Regions from separate parts of the Homo sapiens genome. Here region 1 is linked to region 2. Evidence: read pairs that join two places in POLR2A ChIA-PET (ENCODE). Cell type or tissue: A673. All regions are shown on one strand. Each heading gives the region's core, and the rest is flanking DNA. Links, peaks and the distances in the headings are about the cores only. Region 1 holds the start of SCYGR3 (small cysteine and glycine repeat containing 3). Region 2 overlaps AGFG1 (ArfGAP with FG repeats 1).

What was found. ChIA-PET counts read pairs that join two places held together with the same protein. Peaks named below come from ENCODE experiments on the same cell type or tissue, not always from the same donor. Only the 100,000 strongest peaks of a DNase experiment are listed, where the experiment ranks them.
Region 1: POLR2A ChIA-PET joins it to region 2 with 16 read pairs; 2 of 35 experiments call an interaction of 5 or more read pairs at or near these places.

Annotation. Positions count from the first base shown.
Region 1 is chr2:227,612,102-227,620,435 of GRCh38, forward strand. It overlaps SCYGR3 (small cysteine and glycine repeat containing 3), which reads right to left and starts at 2,739. Exons shown (of 1, transcript NM_001395404.1): 1 at 2,437-2,739. The coding sequence starts at 2,739. The coding sequence ends at 2,437. SCYGR4 (small cysteine and glycine repeat containing 4) reads left to right here and starts at 5,397. Exons shown (of 1, transcript NM_001395405.1): 1 at 5,397-5,714. The coding sequence starts at 5,397. The coding sequence ends at 5,714. It overlaps LOC729968 (spore coat protein SP96), which reads right to left and starts at 6,554. Exons shown (of 2, transcript NR_149019.1): 1 at 5,377-6,554; 2 at 4,890-5,123. It also overlaps the pseudogene SLC19A4P. In A673, for the core only: no CTCF peak of the experiment used is centred there; no DNase peak of the experiment used is centred there.
Region 2 is chr2:227,514,467-227,522,800 of GRCh38, forward strand. It overlaps AGFG1 (ArfGAP with FG repeats 1), which reads left to right. Exons shown (of 13, transcript NM_004504.5): 3 at 5,482-5,597. Among named protein-coding and RNA genes, the nearest start is that of AGFG1, 46 kb to the left of the region's middle. In A673, for the core only: no CTCF peak of the experiment used is centred there; no DNase peak of the experiment used is centred there.

The DNA of each region.
Region 1 (8,334 bases), core at 318-8,317, 98 kb after region 2:
GACACCCGTGAGCAAGCCTATGGGTCCTTTCTCCCTGTCTGCCTGGCTGAGACCACTCCCCCGGTGCTGCCTCCCATGTGACCCCCTCTTGGCATGCAGTGACTCCATCTCTTTAGGACCTGTGATGGGAATACACTGTTTTCCTGAACCTATCCTTTGTCTCTTCTTTTTATTTATTTATTTATTTAATTTTTGAGATAAAGTCTCACTCTGTTGCCCAGTGGCACGATCTTGGCTCACTGCAACCTCCACCTCACGGGTTCAAGTAATTCTCTGTCTCAGCTTCCCGAGTAGTTGGGACTACAGGCACATGCCACTGTGCCCAGCTAATTTTTGTATATATATTTTTAGTAGAGTTGGGGTTTCACCATATTGGTCAGGCTGGTCTTGAACTACTGACCTCAGGTGATCCAACCACCTCGGCCTCACAAAGTGCTACGATTACAAGCATGAGCCACCGTGCCCAGCCGCCTTTGCCTCTTCTTGTGGCCGCGCCTGACAGACCATCTGACTATCTCATAATATATGTACATATATACACACACAACACAAACCCCATACCAGGCCACCTGGGTTCTTTTTTCACAAATCTATGTCAACATGAGTATTGAGACCCAGCAAATCCTGGCAGACAGCCACATCTTCTATTTACGCTGACTGGAAACAAACTCACATTTTCAGCGAGTGGGACAGGAGGAGCAAGTGCCTAAGAAGTGTTGGGTCTTGGTGGCTGGAAAAACCACATGTCCCAGAATTCTGCCCATTAGGTTGGTCAACATTACTGGGAAAAGCGACTTGAGGGGTCCTCCCTCAGTGGGGAAAAGCGGATGCCACTTGCCTTAGCGTAAGATGGATGAACTGGCACTTCTCTCCTGACCCCGCTCTTCCAGCTGAGAACCATCACAAGGGAGGGGGCAGTTCTACAGGTGAAGCCTGGGAGGGAAGAATGAGTGAGAGGGTGGAGCCCCAGAGGTAATTCCTAAAGGCTGAGAGTAAGTAAGGGCCTTTGGGTAGCCTGAGGGTATTAGAGGCTCAGGGCTGTTGGAGCTGGAAAGGGAATAGAGACAGAGCCAGATGAGTGCCCAAAACCACCTTGTCAACTTAGACTTCAGAGGGCTCATCTCGCACCTGCCTCCAAACCCTCTCTTCTGAATTTCAAGGTGGAAGGAAAACTGTCTTTCTGTGACAGCATCTTCCCCTCTTTGGAAATCTTATTTGACATGGTTATTTGACTCATGTTCCCTTTGGTTATAACATTCATTTGGTCAGTTCAACCTGTTTAAGCTTCTGTCCAGAGCCAAACTGTGCTTAGAGTAACAAGGACACACCCTAAGTGGTCCTCGTGGGGCTGGTGCAAGAACCAGCTTCTCCGGGAGACACACCCAAGGAGCTTGGCTTCCCTCAGCCCCCGCCCCACTGCTCACCCAAGCTGGGATTCCCCGCTCTCTGCCTTGTTTCCTTCTCACTTTGCTGCTAAACTAGCCACAATAAATCAAGAATCTGAAGTCTGCAAAGAAAAGGATCAGGGAATCTCTATGAAAAATTAGCAAAATGGGTGTTTGGGGACATTTTTTATTGTGCATGGGGACACTCTCAGTAGGGTGTATCATTATTTTGATTCTAATGCTGATAGTCTCACATTACAACTGAAAGCTAATTTTGTAGTTTGAAGTGGTTGATACCACAGACTTCCATGATACCTAACATGGCTAAGAGCCAAATTTCATCATTGCCCAAAAGTGGTCAGGCTCCTGAATGATCATATGACCATTTGGAGTCTGAACAGGTATTTATGAGTCCAGACTTCTGTTTCTAAGACTCTATCAAGAGAGAGATTTGGGGAAAGTTTTGGTTTATGATAATGAAGTATCAGGCTGAGTATGTGCCCCCCAAGTCCCTTCCTTCTTTACAAACCCACAGTGAATTAATCATCCACGAATCTATGTGTCTAGTGTAAAGAATTCATCTAGTTTTTTATTCTTTGATTTATCTTTTGGGATAAAACTCATTTTTCCCCATGGACAGACAGTTTAGAGACTGGAAAGAACAAAAGAGATAGCTCTTTGAGAATGATTTAGTATAATTTATTAAGATAAGTGTTGCTTTGTGTATACAAATATACCCAGGCAGCGGTAAAAACAGCACAGAAATGAAGGCAACCTTAGAGGCATTTCAAGGTCTAACTATCTTCACTCCATTTTGTTGAGGTCATGACTTGAGTTGTAATCAACATAGAAGGCTGCATGGTTGTTATTTTTGTTGGTGATGATGATTAAATGCAGGCAGAATCACAAAAAAACTATAGAAATGTGAAATACTCACGGGCAGGTGACAGGTTCAGGTCATGCTTGTGTCCTATTAGTCAGTGGCAGCCAGAAGGGGAAAGCTTACCTACAGCAGTTACCTGCAGCAGCTGCCAGAGGCTGAGGGCCCTACCTAACAGCAGCATTGCTTCTGGCAGCAGCACTTCTGCTGGCAACAGCCCTTCCTACAGCCACAGCCACATGAGCGGCAGGTGCGGCGGCAGCAGCAGATCACAGGTGTGCTGCAACAGCCTCCACAGCAGCCGCGGCAGCAGGGGCAGCAGCTGGAGCAGCAGCCCACCCGGTAGCACCTGCAGGTGGTGCAGCTGCCACAGACACCACCACAGCCACCACCGCAGCCACCACCGCAGCCACCACCGCAGCCACCACAGCCACCACCACAGCCACCACAACTTCCACAACCACAGCAGCCCATGGTGTCAGTAGAGAGGATGCGGATGAAGTGAAGAAGGAGGACTCAGGAGAGGTGAGGAGGTCTGATGCCTCCTTCTCCTGGGGGAGGCCCTTATATACCAACTCTGGAGACAGGAGAGGGAAGGCACATGACCACTTCCTTGTTGTCATTTGACTTGATGTACATGGAAGAATCCCTCCATCTCATATTGACTTTCCTTTCAGACATCTTTGTCTTCACTACATTTTTGGTTTTGTTTATTTTTTTCATAAAACTATATGCCAGTATAAGTTAAAAAGGCCTAAAAGTTCTAGGGAAGCATTCTGGGAGCTGACGTGTGGTGAGGCTGTCCTTAGTAATGACAGCCTTCTCCTTCTTCCTAAGATGCCCTGGGAATACGCGCCATGTGCATAGGTCCATGAGTTGTTAGCAGGGCTTACAAACCCCACACAGCACCAGGCAGTCCCTGCACTGAACAATCTGAGAGCTTCTCAGCGATAGGTACAGTGATATTGAAGGCACAGTCCCTGACTTCAAAGGGCTTGCAATAGTAAGTAACAACGCAAGCTGGGAGGTGTAAATGGCCACAGATTCAAAGGTCACTGCCAAAGTCAGATGCCATCATCCCATTTATTGACCAGTGAAGGCACTGGGGCTGCTCCCTCCCTCCTCATTTGAAGCACATCATTGTGATTTGTCTTCTGCACACCAGGTCTTAATGATTATTTCAAAAGCAGAAATCAATCCTCTTAGGAGTCTGCATTTTGGTGATGTAATTCTTGGTCTGGTTCACTGTAAACTCCACCTCCCGGTTTTAAGCGATTCTCCTGCCTCAGCCTCCCGAGTAGCTGGGATTACAGGCATGTGCCACCATGCCTGGCTGATTTTTGTATTTTTAGTAGAGACAGAGTTTCACCATGTTGGCCAGGCTGGTCTCGAACTCCTGAGTTCAAGCAATCCTCCTGCCTTGGCCTCCCAAAGTGCTGGGATTACAGGCACGAGGCACTGCGCCCGGCCAGGAATTCATTTTTGTCCTTGATTAGGTGATGTCAATTGATGGCTGAGAGAAAAAAGTCTGTGCTAAATAGCCTGGCCTGGGCTCCCTAGAGAGCAGGCTCTTGGGCTATTGGGAGAGCGCAGGGTGGGAACATCGAGGGACACATGGTCCAGAGGTCAGAGAAGCTTGCTGAGCTGAATGAAGGCCCAGCATGGGGAGGAAAGGAGTTTATGGCTCCAAGGAGAAGCCTGTGGCTGTGGATCATGGTGGAGTGTGAGAATTTGTGACCAACAAGAAGCCTGTAAAAAAGGCAAGAAAAATATGAGTGCAAGCAGGGTCTTCTCCATGCATGCTGAGGTAGAGGCTTCTGGCGATCAGTCAGTGCTCAGCAGACAGCAGTCAGCATCTCTGCTGCAGACGAGATCATCCTCCAACTCATTTTGTAACAGGCTCGCTGCCCAAAGCCTGTTTTCCCAACTTGGTAAAATTGTTCTTCAGAAATTTGAGCAAGAGAAAGTGCTGCCACGTCCCTGTGGCTGATTAGAGTTGTTTATTAATGACCTCAAGCTGTCTCTGTGGTATATGGACTAAACAGAGCATTTTCAACTTGTCAGGGAGTTGCTTGAACTGGGGTCGCGGGGACAGTGGAGCTAGAGAGACGTGAATAGGTTTGAAGTTATTAACGAGGCAGAAGCAACAGAATTTGGTGAAAGACTAGAAATGGAACTAAGAGAAAAGAAAGATTCAAAGATAATTTTTAACATGGATTCATATCTTGATGGATACGGAGCAGTGGAGGGAACACACAGTTTTATTTTGGTGGCTAGTTGGTGATCAGGCAGGGAGAATTATGACTTGAGTCTGGAGCATGTGACATTGGAGGTGTCCCTGAAACTCCAAGGGGAGAAGGTGGAATGGAGAGTGGCTATTGATGGATTTTGTAGTCCGCAGGAGAGTCTGAGCTGGAGGCACCCCATGGAGAAACTAACCAGGGAATACGCATATGGAAATCTACACATGGGTGTGAATGTCAGCACTCTGGGAGGCAGGACGGAGTGAGAAGGGAAGGGAGTGTTGCTTCAAGCCTTATCATAGACAATTGTGAGCGGAAACAAAACAGAAAAAAGAGTCATTTACTATAAAGATCCCTTCAGAAATATAGTTGGCAAGTGAGCATTTTTGCAAAAATGACATGTTTTATTTGGATGCTCTTATTTACTCTTTTGCATCTCGGGAATTTCCATGAAAGCAGGGTGATTTCCTGGAGAGAAGCCATGGCAGAGAGATGGAAAAGCAGCTGGCAGCCACCTTGGGTTCCGGCTTAACCCGAAGTCTCAAGGATTCAAGTGGTTTCTGAGTAAATGAAGATCCTCTCCTACATGTTAGCATCTCTTGGCTTGCTTTTAATCTGGTTTTAACAGAGACAAGTGAAAATTAGCAAATGTTTTGGGTCAAATATAGTCCATAAGGATGTAAACAAGGAATAGTCCTAGATAACCTTATCATGGAAACTGCAGTAGCAACAACAAGGAAGTGACCACTGGTCATGTGTCCTGGGTCACTCCCTCTTCCTTTCCCCAAGATGGTACATAAGGGTGTCCCCCAGCAGAAGGAGGCATCAGACCTCCTCACCTCTCCTGAGTCCTCTCTGCTCACTTCACCTGAGTCCTCTACTGACACCATGGGTTGCTGTGGTTGTGGAAGTTGTGGTGGCTGTGGTGGCCGCTGCGGTGGTGGCTGTGGTGGTGGCTGCAGTGGTGGCTGCGGTGGTGGCTGCGGTGGTGGCTGTGGTGGTGGCTGTGGCAGCTGCACCACCTGCAGGTGCTACCGGGTGGGCTGCTGCTCCAGCTGCTGCCCCTGCTGCCGCGGCTGCTGTGGAGGCTGCTGCAGCACTCCCGTGATCTGCTGCTGCCGCCGCACCTGCGGCTCGTGTGGCTGTGGCTATGGGAAGGGCTGTTGCCAACAGAAATGCTGCTGCCAGAAGCAATGCTGCTGCTAGGCGGGCCCCCGGCCTCTGGGCAGGGGCTGCAGGTATCTGCCCTGTAGGTAAGACTCCCATCCTTCCCATCCTGTCTGGTCTCCCCCTCCTCTGTGGTCTTGAACTCTGTTGCTGTTTTTCTTTGGTGTTTCATGTCTTTCCGTCTGAAAAGCTTCCAAACTAATAGGAACGATCTCATGGAAAAATATGAGAACAGCACAGCAGCTGTGAAACTGTCCAGGTCACTGACCTCAGGGAAATGAAATCACAACTCCTCGTGTTTGGTCTGATGGACATGCTCATGGCTATGCAGCTCCGTCTTAGTTCCACTTTTCCCATCGGCATGCGATGCTTCTTTTGTTTCTTTGCTTTTGTGTTCTTAGTTATCACATAACATTGTCCAAATTTCCTAACAAAATAAACTAAGTGCCCATAAAAACTTCTCTTTTTGCCTTTCTTCCACTTGATCACACTGAATTCTGGTTTGTCTGTTCAGAAACTGGAGAGATGTTTTATCTTTTTTATCTTGGAACAAAGCCTTTGAAACACTTGTGCCCTGGCTCATCCCTGTAATCCCATCACTTTAGGAGGCCAAGGCAGGAGAGTCCAGGAGTTCAAGACCAACCTGGGCAACATGGTGAGTTCCCCCGTCTCTACAAAAAATACAAAAATTAGCCAGGTGTGGTGGTGCGTGCCTGTAGTCTCAGCTACTCGGGAGGCTGGGGCAGGAGGATCACTTGAGCCTAGGAGGTTGAGGCTGCAGTGAGCCGAGATCATGCCACTGCACTACAGTCTGGGGGACCCAGCAAGACCCTGACACACACACACACACACACACACACACACACACACTAAACAATAACCAAAAAAAAAAAAAAAGGAAAAAGATGAAAAACACTTGCTATGGCAGCAATGCAGCAAAGGATCATGTAAGAAGCTGTGGCCGGGCCTCTGGGGACCAGCCTTGCTCAGTGACACATTATGTTGCCTCAGAACAAGCCTGCAGTGTGTCTTCCTCCCTGGAGATCCAGGGTCCCTGTTTTTGTTTTTGTTTTTTTTTGAGATAGAGTCTCACTCTGCTCCTCAGGCTGGAGTGTAGTGGCGTGATCTCGGCTCACTGCAACCTCTGCCTCCCGGGTTCAAGTGATTATCCTGCCTCAGCCTCCTGAGTAGCTGGGACTATAGGCATGAGCCACCACGCCCAGCTGATTTTTGTATTTTTAGTACAGACAAGGTTTCGCCATGCTGGCCAGACTGGTCTCGAACTACTGACCTCAAGTGATCCACCCGCCTCAGCCTCCCAAGGTGCTGGGATTATAGGCATGAGCCACAGGACCCGGCCTGGGGCCCCTGTTTTATTGATGTAAGACGACACAGCCCTTCAGTGATAGACCCACATGCCAAGCTCAGGTGTTGCAATCAAGAACAAATATGGAATTTAATGGTGGGGTAAGCTCAGCTGGGTTTCGCTGGGTTTCGTTCATTCATATGTTTCATATTCTTCTTTCTTCTTCCTCCCTTTCTCCTGTGTGTGAGGTTTTCTTCTTTTCCTTTTTTTCCATACACTGCAACATTTCGTGGAAGACATTTGAAACCTTTTATTTATTTATTTATTTTGAGACAGAGTCTTGCTTTGTCGCTCAGGCTGGAGTGCAATGGCGTGATCTTGGCTCACTGCAACCTCCGCCTCCCAGGGTCAAGCGATTCTCCTGCCTCAGCCTCCTGAGTAGCTGGGATTAGAGGCGCCTGCCCCCGTACCTGGCTAATATTTGTTGAAACATTTTAAAACCAAATACATTCGATTGTGGAAAAATTCTCCCAGTGACACCGTCTTCTTTACTACCTTTAGTAAAAGCAAGAAATGAAATCAGGGCCTAATAAAAGAAAGCCGGTGGGAAGGGGGTTTTCAAACTTCTTTGAAGGAGGAAGTCTTTTTTTCAGTGCTTCAATTTAACGAAGAGCATGTTGCTCTTTCCTTTCCCTTCCTTTTTTCTTGTTGATTATTTTCTCTAGCTTCCACACTTTTTCTGACTGTTGAGATTCTATGGTTCTGTTTGCTGAAGAGACTTCAGGCTAAGGAGATTTGGGATCAAGATGGTTTCATGTGTTCACACATTGATGCGGCCTCTGCTCAAAACAGGAAAAAGAAAGTTTGTTTTTGTGTTATATACACAGGATAGATATGTGTATATAACATATAAAAATAAAATAACAACATAGCTGAACTCAAAAACAAGACATCTATCTCTGTGGATCACAGACTGAAAATATAAAATGCAGGGCTGGAGCTGTGGGCTTGCTGGGTTCTGGGTCACAGGCATGACGTGCGTAGGATACAAGAGAGGCCAAATACCTCATGAGAGTGGGGGATCAGAGCCAGTCTCACTTTTGAAGATAGGTGTCAGAGTGGGGCCACCTTCGTCTTGGAATAAACCTGCTGTCCTTGCTGCCCCAGGCTGTGGATTCTGAACTGCTAACCCCTTATACCAGGTGTCCCCAAACACCAGGCCACGGACCAGGACTCACAGCAGGAGGTGAGCGGTGGGCAAGTGAGCGAAGCTTCATCTGTATTTACACCTCTCCCCATCGTTCACATTACCATCACATTACCACCCAAGCTCCGCCTCCTGTCAGATCAGCA
Region 2 (8,334 bases), core at 135-8,134:
TATAGACGTGAGCCACTGCACCTGGCCAAACTAATACTATTTAAAGTTTATATACCTGTTCCCAGTACAAAACATATATTAATTTACTTAACTCTAAACCTCCCTATGAAATAGGTTATATTATTATTTGCATTTTACAGATAAATGTTAACTTGCTCAAGTCAAATAGCAGCATACAGAGTTGGAATTCAAACTCATGCAGTCTGATTCCCTTGTCCAAGCTCATTAACTACCATAACCATCACATTATTCTACAATTAGAATTGATTATTCACCTCCCCCAAAAGAGACCATCAAAACCAATTCCATTGTTGCATATAATTCCTTGTTTTAGGTGTCATTCTTGCTCCTCAGTGCTGTTTTTAGCCCCTCACCCCCACTTTTAATGTCAATAGATTTTATCACTTGCTGCATCTTCTTGTTGCAGTCATACCAGTCGGTCTCCCTCATTCAGTATTTATTTATTTATTTAGAGACAGGGTCTCACTGTATGACACCCAGGATGGAGTAGAGTGGTATGATCAAGGGTGACTGCAACCTCTACTTGCCAGGCTCAGGTGATTCTCTCACCTCAGCCTCCCGAGTAGCTGGGACTACACATGCACCACCATGCTCAGTGAATTTTTATATTTTTTGTAGAGACTGTATTTTGCCATGTTGCCCAGGCTGGTCTTGAATTCCTGGGCTCAAGCAATCCATCCGTTTGGGCCTCGCAAAGTGCTGGGATTACAGGAGTGAGCCATCGTATTCAGCCCCCTCATTCATTTTAGGTACTGTTTTTATTCTCACTAGTGTTAATCATTTTGGCAATTCCAGTATCCACGTAGATATCTGCATGGCCCTCTGAATTCCTTGACCTCCAGTGATCCTTCATACTACTTTAGACCTTTTATTGATTGATAACTGTATCACCTCCCAGATTTCAGTTTCAAGCATCCAGCTCTCTGACCACCACTGATTCTCTCTTCCTGGCTTACTCTAATACTGGAGCCAACAATTTTGGGACAATCATCAGCATCTCTATTCCTTCATTTCACTAAATCCCTTTGTTATCCGTCTTCCTCCTGATGTCTTTATTTTTCTTAGCTTAGATTCCATGGTCTGTTAATATAATCACCTTTTTCCAACTTCTGTCATATTCTGCTTGATTAAACCAATATTCTACCTACTTTTACCTAAATAGCCAGATAAAGCTGGAGAAAAAAAGCCTTCGGACTAGTTTCACTTTATATATTGATGGCCACAAGTCTTCAGTGCTTCCTAGTTAGTTCATTCTCTCCCTTTTTTCCCAACCTTGAAACCCCCTTTTTTCAGTTGATGGTGTTTATTTTAGTAAAAAACCAAAACAAGCAGAAAAGAGACTTTATACTCTATCAGCAAATCTAGATGCCTGAAATAGCAATGTTAGTAGAATGTTGGGAGCAGAATGCAACCTTTCAGGGACTAAACTGTGAGTAGGTCATAAGGAATTAGAGATTGATGTTTTCCCAGGTGTGTCACTGAAACACTGTCTGTGTTAAATGAATCTTACCCCGTAATAGGCTTACTGGCTAAATTTGGGAGATGCTGAAAGCTGTGTATAGTTTGAATCTCTCTTTCCCTCTCTCTCTGGTGTTCTGATACAGAGGCAAGGAAAGATGAATAAAATTACAGGTAGAAAGTAAGTTTCCATCTGGTGGCCTAGATGTTACTAAAGCATTGGTTTTCAAACTTTAGCCCACTTCAGAATAACCTGGAGGACTTGATAAAACAGATTGCTGGGTTCTACCTAGAGGGACTGATTTCACATGTCTTGGGTTGCTCCTGAAAATTTGCATTTCCAACAAGTTCTTAGTTGACACTGATGTTGCTTGCTGATTTACGGAACTGGGAATCACATATTGAGAGTTACTTCACTTGAGTAAGAATTCAACTGTCAAGAGTGTTAAGATTGGTTAGGATTTTGATCTATAAATATAGGAAATAGCTGCTGTGGGGCAATATAATAGGAAATTAGAGCCGATTAATAACTTTGAGGGACTTTGACAGTGAGACAGTTTGAATTTGTAGAGGACTCAAGCAGCTATTTTTAATGACTTTTTTCTCTAGCAGTGTGACCTTCCAGAGAGCAGGAACAGAACCACAGCAGTTAGTAAACAATTTTGAGGGAATCCTGCAGGCTGCTTATGTCAAATAGTTTATCATCAAGCACTCCATCTTTGCTTTGCGTTACGAGTGCCAAGATGGCAGCTCTATGATCTGTCTGCCCTTAGCCCATCTGCTTCATTTTATTTATTTATTTGTATGCTTATTATTTATTCATTTATTGATTTTAGTTTTAAAAGTGGTATGTGGCAGAGGTTTTGGAATATAGTAAAGTGTCCATCAAATACAGTCAATAGTTTCATGGCTTTGGGTAAATAACTACCCTGTCTCTTGTTTTCTCATTTGGGAAGTTTTAAAATAGAAGAATGAAAAACTTCCAGGCCTCCCTTTATGAATGTAACTGATAAATCTTTAAAAATCTTAAAGAATTACATTTTGGGAGAATCATTAGTTAGGTTTCTGCCTGAGGAGAGTCCCATGTAGTTCTTTGTAAGTGGCTAAATATTGGACAAGCTGGGTCTCTTAAAGGTCTGTAGTATTTCTGGCAGTAAGTTGTACTAATGTTCCTGGATGTCTGTACTTCTCAGGCGTTGCCAGTGAAATGTTTTCATAATGGATTGTGCCTTACTCTAGTTCTCACTCGTTTTAACTGTCACTTCCTAAATGACTTTATAGTATCTGTACTGAGCCTGGAATAGGAAGGAACCACAAGAAATATATATATAGACAGACAGACACGGAGTCTCACTCTGTCATCAGGCTGGAGTGCAGTGGCGCAATCTCGGCTCACTGCAACCTCTGACTCCCGGGTTCAAGCGATTCTCCTGCTTCAGCTTCTGGAGTAGCTGGGGTTACAGGCATGCGCCACCATGCCCAGCTATTTGTTTTTTCTGTATTTTTAGTAGAGGTGGGGTTTCACCATGTTGGCCATGATGGTCTCGATCTCCTGACCTCATGATCCGCCTGCCTTGGCCTCCCATAGTGCTGGGATTACAGGCGTGAGCCACCACGCCCGACCCACAAGAAATGTTTTGAAACAGATTTGGGGACATGATAGGAAAGGAGAAGGGCAAGTCCTTTCTCCTAACCTTTCTCTTATTTCTCCCATACCCAGTTCAGTGAGCAGGTAAGATTGAGAAGTACGCTTTTCCTTCCCTGATTTCTTAAATACTTGTCAGGGTTTTTGAAACCAGATACTATGCTCTTTTCATAGTGTCGTAATTGCTTATTCTTTAGAATAATGTATTTTGGAAACTCGTGGACTTGTTTTTGATAATTTTGCTGAGGAATAGTTGATAACTTGGATATTTAAACTGATAACGTGTACATACTTAAAGTGTACAATTTGATGAGTTTTGACATTTGTATGTATCATGAAACCACTACCACAATAACAAGATAGCATATATTTTCATTGTGCAACCCTTTGTAATGAATCCACTGATCTGCTTTTCATCGCTGTAGACTGGTTTACATTAAAAATTTAAATGAATGGAAATATGCAGTATATACGTTTTGGTGGGGGGGTGCACATGTTTCTTTCAGCATAATCTTGAGGTTTATTCATGTTTCTTGTATTAATGGTTTTCTCCTTTTAATTGCTGAATAATGTTCTTCTTTGGATATTCTCCCATTTGTTTATTCACTTGTTTATGAACAATTGGGTGATTTCCAGTTTGGGGTTATTATCAGTAAAGCTGCTACAAATATTTATGTACAGTCTGAGTGTGGAAAAGTGCTTTTATTTTTCTTGAATAAATACCTAGAAGTAGAATGGCTACATCATATGCTAGGTCTATGTTTAACTCTTGAGAAACTGCCAAATGTTTTCCAAAGTGCTTACACCATTTTACATTCTAAAGAATTCCGGTTGTTCCACATTGTTACCAACACATGATGCAGTCACACTTTGTTTTCGGCTTTTCTAGTAGTATATGCATGTCTGTCTTGTGGAGTCTCAGTGTCTTTTTTTTTTTTTTTTTTTTTTTAAAGACAGAGTTTTGCTCTTGTCGCCCAGGCTGGAGTGCAATGACATGATCTTGGCTCACTGCAACCTCCCCTTCCTGGGTTCAAGCCATTCTTCTGACTCAGCCTCCTGAGTAGCTGGGATTACAGGCATGCACCACTACGCCTGGCTAATTTTTTTGTATTTTTAGTAGAGATGGGGTTTCACCATTTTGGCCAGTCTAGTCCCGAACTCCTGACCTCAGGTGATCCGCCTGCACCCGGCCTCAGTGTCATTTTAATTTGCATTTTATGCATGACTAATGATAGTGGGCTGCTGATATCTTTGGTGAAGTGTTTGTTCAGACCTTTTGCCCCCGCTTTAAACAAGTGTTGGCTGGGCATGGTGGCTCGCGCCTGTAATCCCAGCACTTTGGGAGGCTGAGGCGGGCAGATCGCTTGAGCTCATGAGTTCGAGACCAGCCTGGGCAACATGGTGAAACACCATCTCTACAAAAAATACAAAAAATTAGCCACCTGTGGTGCTGCACTCCTGTAGTCCCAGCTTACTCAGGAGGCTGAAGTGGGAGGATGGCTTGAGCCTGGGAGGCAATAAGCTGAGATTGCACCACTGCACTCCATCCTGGGTGATAGAGACAGACCTTTTCTCAAACAAACAAAAACCAAAACAAGTGTTGGGTTATCTGTCTTTTATAATTGAGTTGTAGGAATTCTTTATATATTCCAGTTTCAAGTTCTTATACATTTTACAAATACTTTTGATCAGTTGGTGTCTTGATTTTTGTACTTTTTAAGTTTTTTTGAAGAATAGTTTTTTATTTTGATGAAGTCTGCTTTATCAGTTTTTCTCTTTATAGTTCTTTTTGTGCTATTTTATTTCATTTCTCTTTTGGTTTTTCTGAAAGTTAAATATCTCAGATTCTCATTTTTTAGCTATTGGACCAAAAATGCATAGGAGACAGCTATAAAGCTAATAGTGTGTTTGCCTTATATTTGTGTTTATTGTTACAATTTTAAAGTGTTTATGATTCTAGTATTTTTGTTTGTTCTTTTTGGTTTTTTAGACTTGCTAAAGGGCCTGTGAAATAGCCATTGGTTCAGTTCCTTTGTTTTGTAAGGGAACTGAGCAGGTTACATGACTTTGCTAATGGTGAAGTTTATGATTATGCCAAGACTGAAAAGACCCCAGGTCCTCTGAAATCCCACTTCACTCTTCATTTCCCCTTTTTAATGATTTTGTTGCTAAAATTTTACTGCATACTGCAACATATTAAAAATAAATTTAGTTCCTGTTTATTAGTATCCTCATTGAAAGCATATTATTAAAATTATTATGTAGATTAGCTTCCTGAAAGAATCATAGTATCCCCTTAAAATTTCATTAAGTGAAGATGTTGAATTTAACATATATTTTTTTAATTCTTTCCAAAGGTCTGTAAACAGATTTGGCTAGGATTATTTGATGATAGATCTTCAGCAATTCCAGACTTCAGGGATCCACAAAAAGTGAAAGAGTTTCTACAAGAAAAGTATGAAAAGAAAAGATGGTGAGTGAAGAGTTTGTATGTAGAATAAAGCCTCCCCAAATCACATATTAACTATGGGTAAGGTTAGTCTGACACAATGAAGGATAAAAGACAGACAGTGAGAACTAGATAGGTATATAATTCATTATCCCTTGGCTTTTTGTTGGTTTGGTTTCTGAAAACCTTTACTTCTACTTTATCTTAACTCATCTGTTCCTGGCAGCAGGCTTTTTGTTGTAATAATTACCAGGAAAGTTAGGGATTCTTCCTTCTAATCATTCCCTATCTCTGTTAGCTTCTTTAAATATGTTTTGCCCTACAAAGCCTCCGTTCTTAAAAATCATTAATTTAGCAAGTATTTACTGAGTCATATCTTTTTTTAATTTATTGAGTTTCATCTTCTGTATACTAGGCACTATGCTAAAGCTCTGGTGTAGTAATCCATCTACTTAATTGTCTGTTGTAGCCTTTGCTCAAAATATTTTTTCTTTTGACCTAAGAAATCAGTTTACTTTCTGGTTAAGAAGGGAGCATTTACTTTTCCCTAACTAAATCTATCAGATGTTAATTTTTAAAAATTAATTCCAACAGGTTGTACATATAGCTAGTAAGCCCCTTGCTATGGAATAGGGACTATATCTATAAAGCTAGTGTTCAGCTACTGAGGGTTCTTCATTTTTAGCTATATGAGCACAATTTAAGTTACTAAGACTCATTAACTATGAACTTTTGGTTATTTCTTTAATAGTATTGCATAGTGGATACTTTCATCTTGGGAGGTTAACAAGATGGGGCAGAGAGTCAAAATAGAGGGAATAAATAATGGGGAAGTAACGAGCTTCTTGTTTGCTTGAGGAACTCTGTTTCAACCCAAGAGAATCTGTTCAGAGCCTGTTTTGGTCCTGAGGGAACATTTGTTGTGGTTTACAGCAGAGGTCTTTACCTTCATTCAGGAGCACATTAGCTCTGACTTGCATGCTCTATCAAAATTTGTATTCTTACTACTTTCCAAAATAGACTACATTTTTCTTTTTTTTTTGGAGACTGAGTTTTGCTTTTGTCACCTAGGCTGGAGTGCAATGGTGCGATCTCGGCTCACTGCAACCCCCGCCTCCTGGGTTCAAGCAATTCTCATGCCTCAGCCTCCCAAGTAGCTGGGATTACAGGCACCCACCACCACGCCTGGCTAATTTTTTGCATTTTTAGTAGAGACAGGGTTTCGCCATGTTGGCCAGGCTGGTCTTGAACTCCTGACCTCAGGTGATCCACCTGCCTCAGCCTCCCAAAGTGCTGGGATTACAGTTGTGAGCCACTGTGCCCGGCCTAAAATAGACTACTTTTTGCAAGGCAAGATTAGTCAGGGCTATATTCAGCTGTACTAGAAGACATCAAGTATGAAAATAGATTAAAATACACCAGTAAAATTTAAGTTCAGGAAAGAAGAAAATACTAGAAGGTGGGTTGGTAGTAAAAATATGGTAGCATAAATGATTCTTTTAAAATGAAAGGTATAATTATCCTTTTATCATTTTGGTTCTGAATTTCCTAGACATTCTACCCTGTAGGAAAGACTGTTCTCCTTACATAGCCCTAACCTAGTTTTGTTTTCTCAGCCGTGTTACTTTTACCAATTCAGAAAGTGAGTTTGGTTAGGGATTAGTTTATGGTCAGCTCTAGCTATCAACAGAAAAGTGAGTGTGAGTAACAGTTGGTAGAATTAAAATCATAGATCCTTACCCCCACATTTATAACAGTAATGTATTATTCATTCAAACTATAACGCAAATACCTAGAAACCTCAAATAATTACAGTTTATGTTATTTTTTTTCTTTCCTGAGAAACAGGATAATAAGAGTTATACAAATAGAGACTTCAAGTGGTGGGACAGGTGACCATCATTAAGAGGGCCAGGACCTGTATGTTTTTAATCCAGACTGCTGCACACCTGTAACATACAGCTAGCAAGCAGTGAAATTGGTTTCTAACATGGAATAAGCACTATCCAGATGCAGCATCTCTAAAAATACTCACTGTAACTATACTTAAAACAGTGATGATGGTGTTATCCAAAGGGATTTTGAAACTGTTCTTTTGACCAGTTCTCAAAATCACTTTCTGTGTTATACTAGAAGACATCAGGTATGAAAATAGATTAAAATACACCAGTAAAATTTAAGTTCAGGAAAGAAGAAAATCCTAGAAGGTGGGTTGATAGTAAAAATATGGTAGCATATTACTTTGCCAGGTGAGTCTTTTGAACCAATAACTATCATTTGATTTTATCCTTTGATAAGACTTGGCTATACTGAAGAATTTGTATTAGTAGTATGCTAAATTATGGGAAAATATAACTTCTTGTATTCATTCTCATACATCTTTTATCTCTCCCATTTACTTGAAAGCAGTTGTTTGTGATTATTATGTAGTTTAGTGACAGTGAACACTTAGTTAACACGTATACCAGGAATTGTTCTCAGTGCTTTACAAATGTTAACTTGTTTAAACCTAGGCAACTCTGCCTCTCCATTTTATAAATGAAAAAAATGGAAGCACAAAGAGTTGAAGTATTAATAGTTTGCCCAAGGTTTCACAGCCATTTAGTGGTAGAGCTGGGATTTGAACTCTTGTCTCTGGAACAGGTGCTCTTAAGCATGGTTTTCCTTCTTTCCTCACCTACTTCATATGGGGAATAAGAAGGAGGGTAGGACAAAACCCAGAATTACAAAGAGCAAAAGCTCTCACATAATCCCACACCTA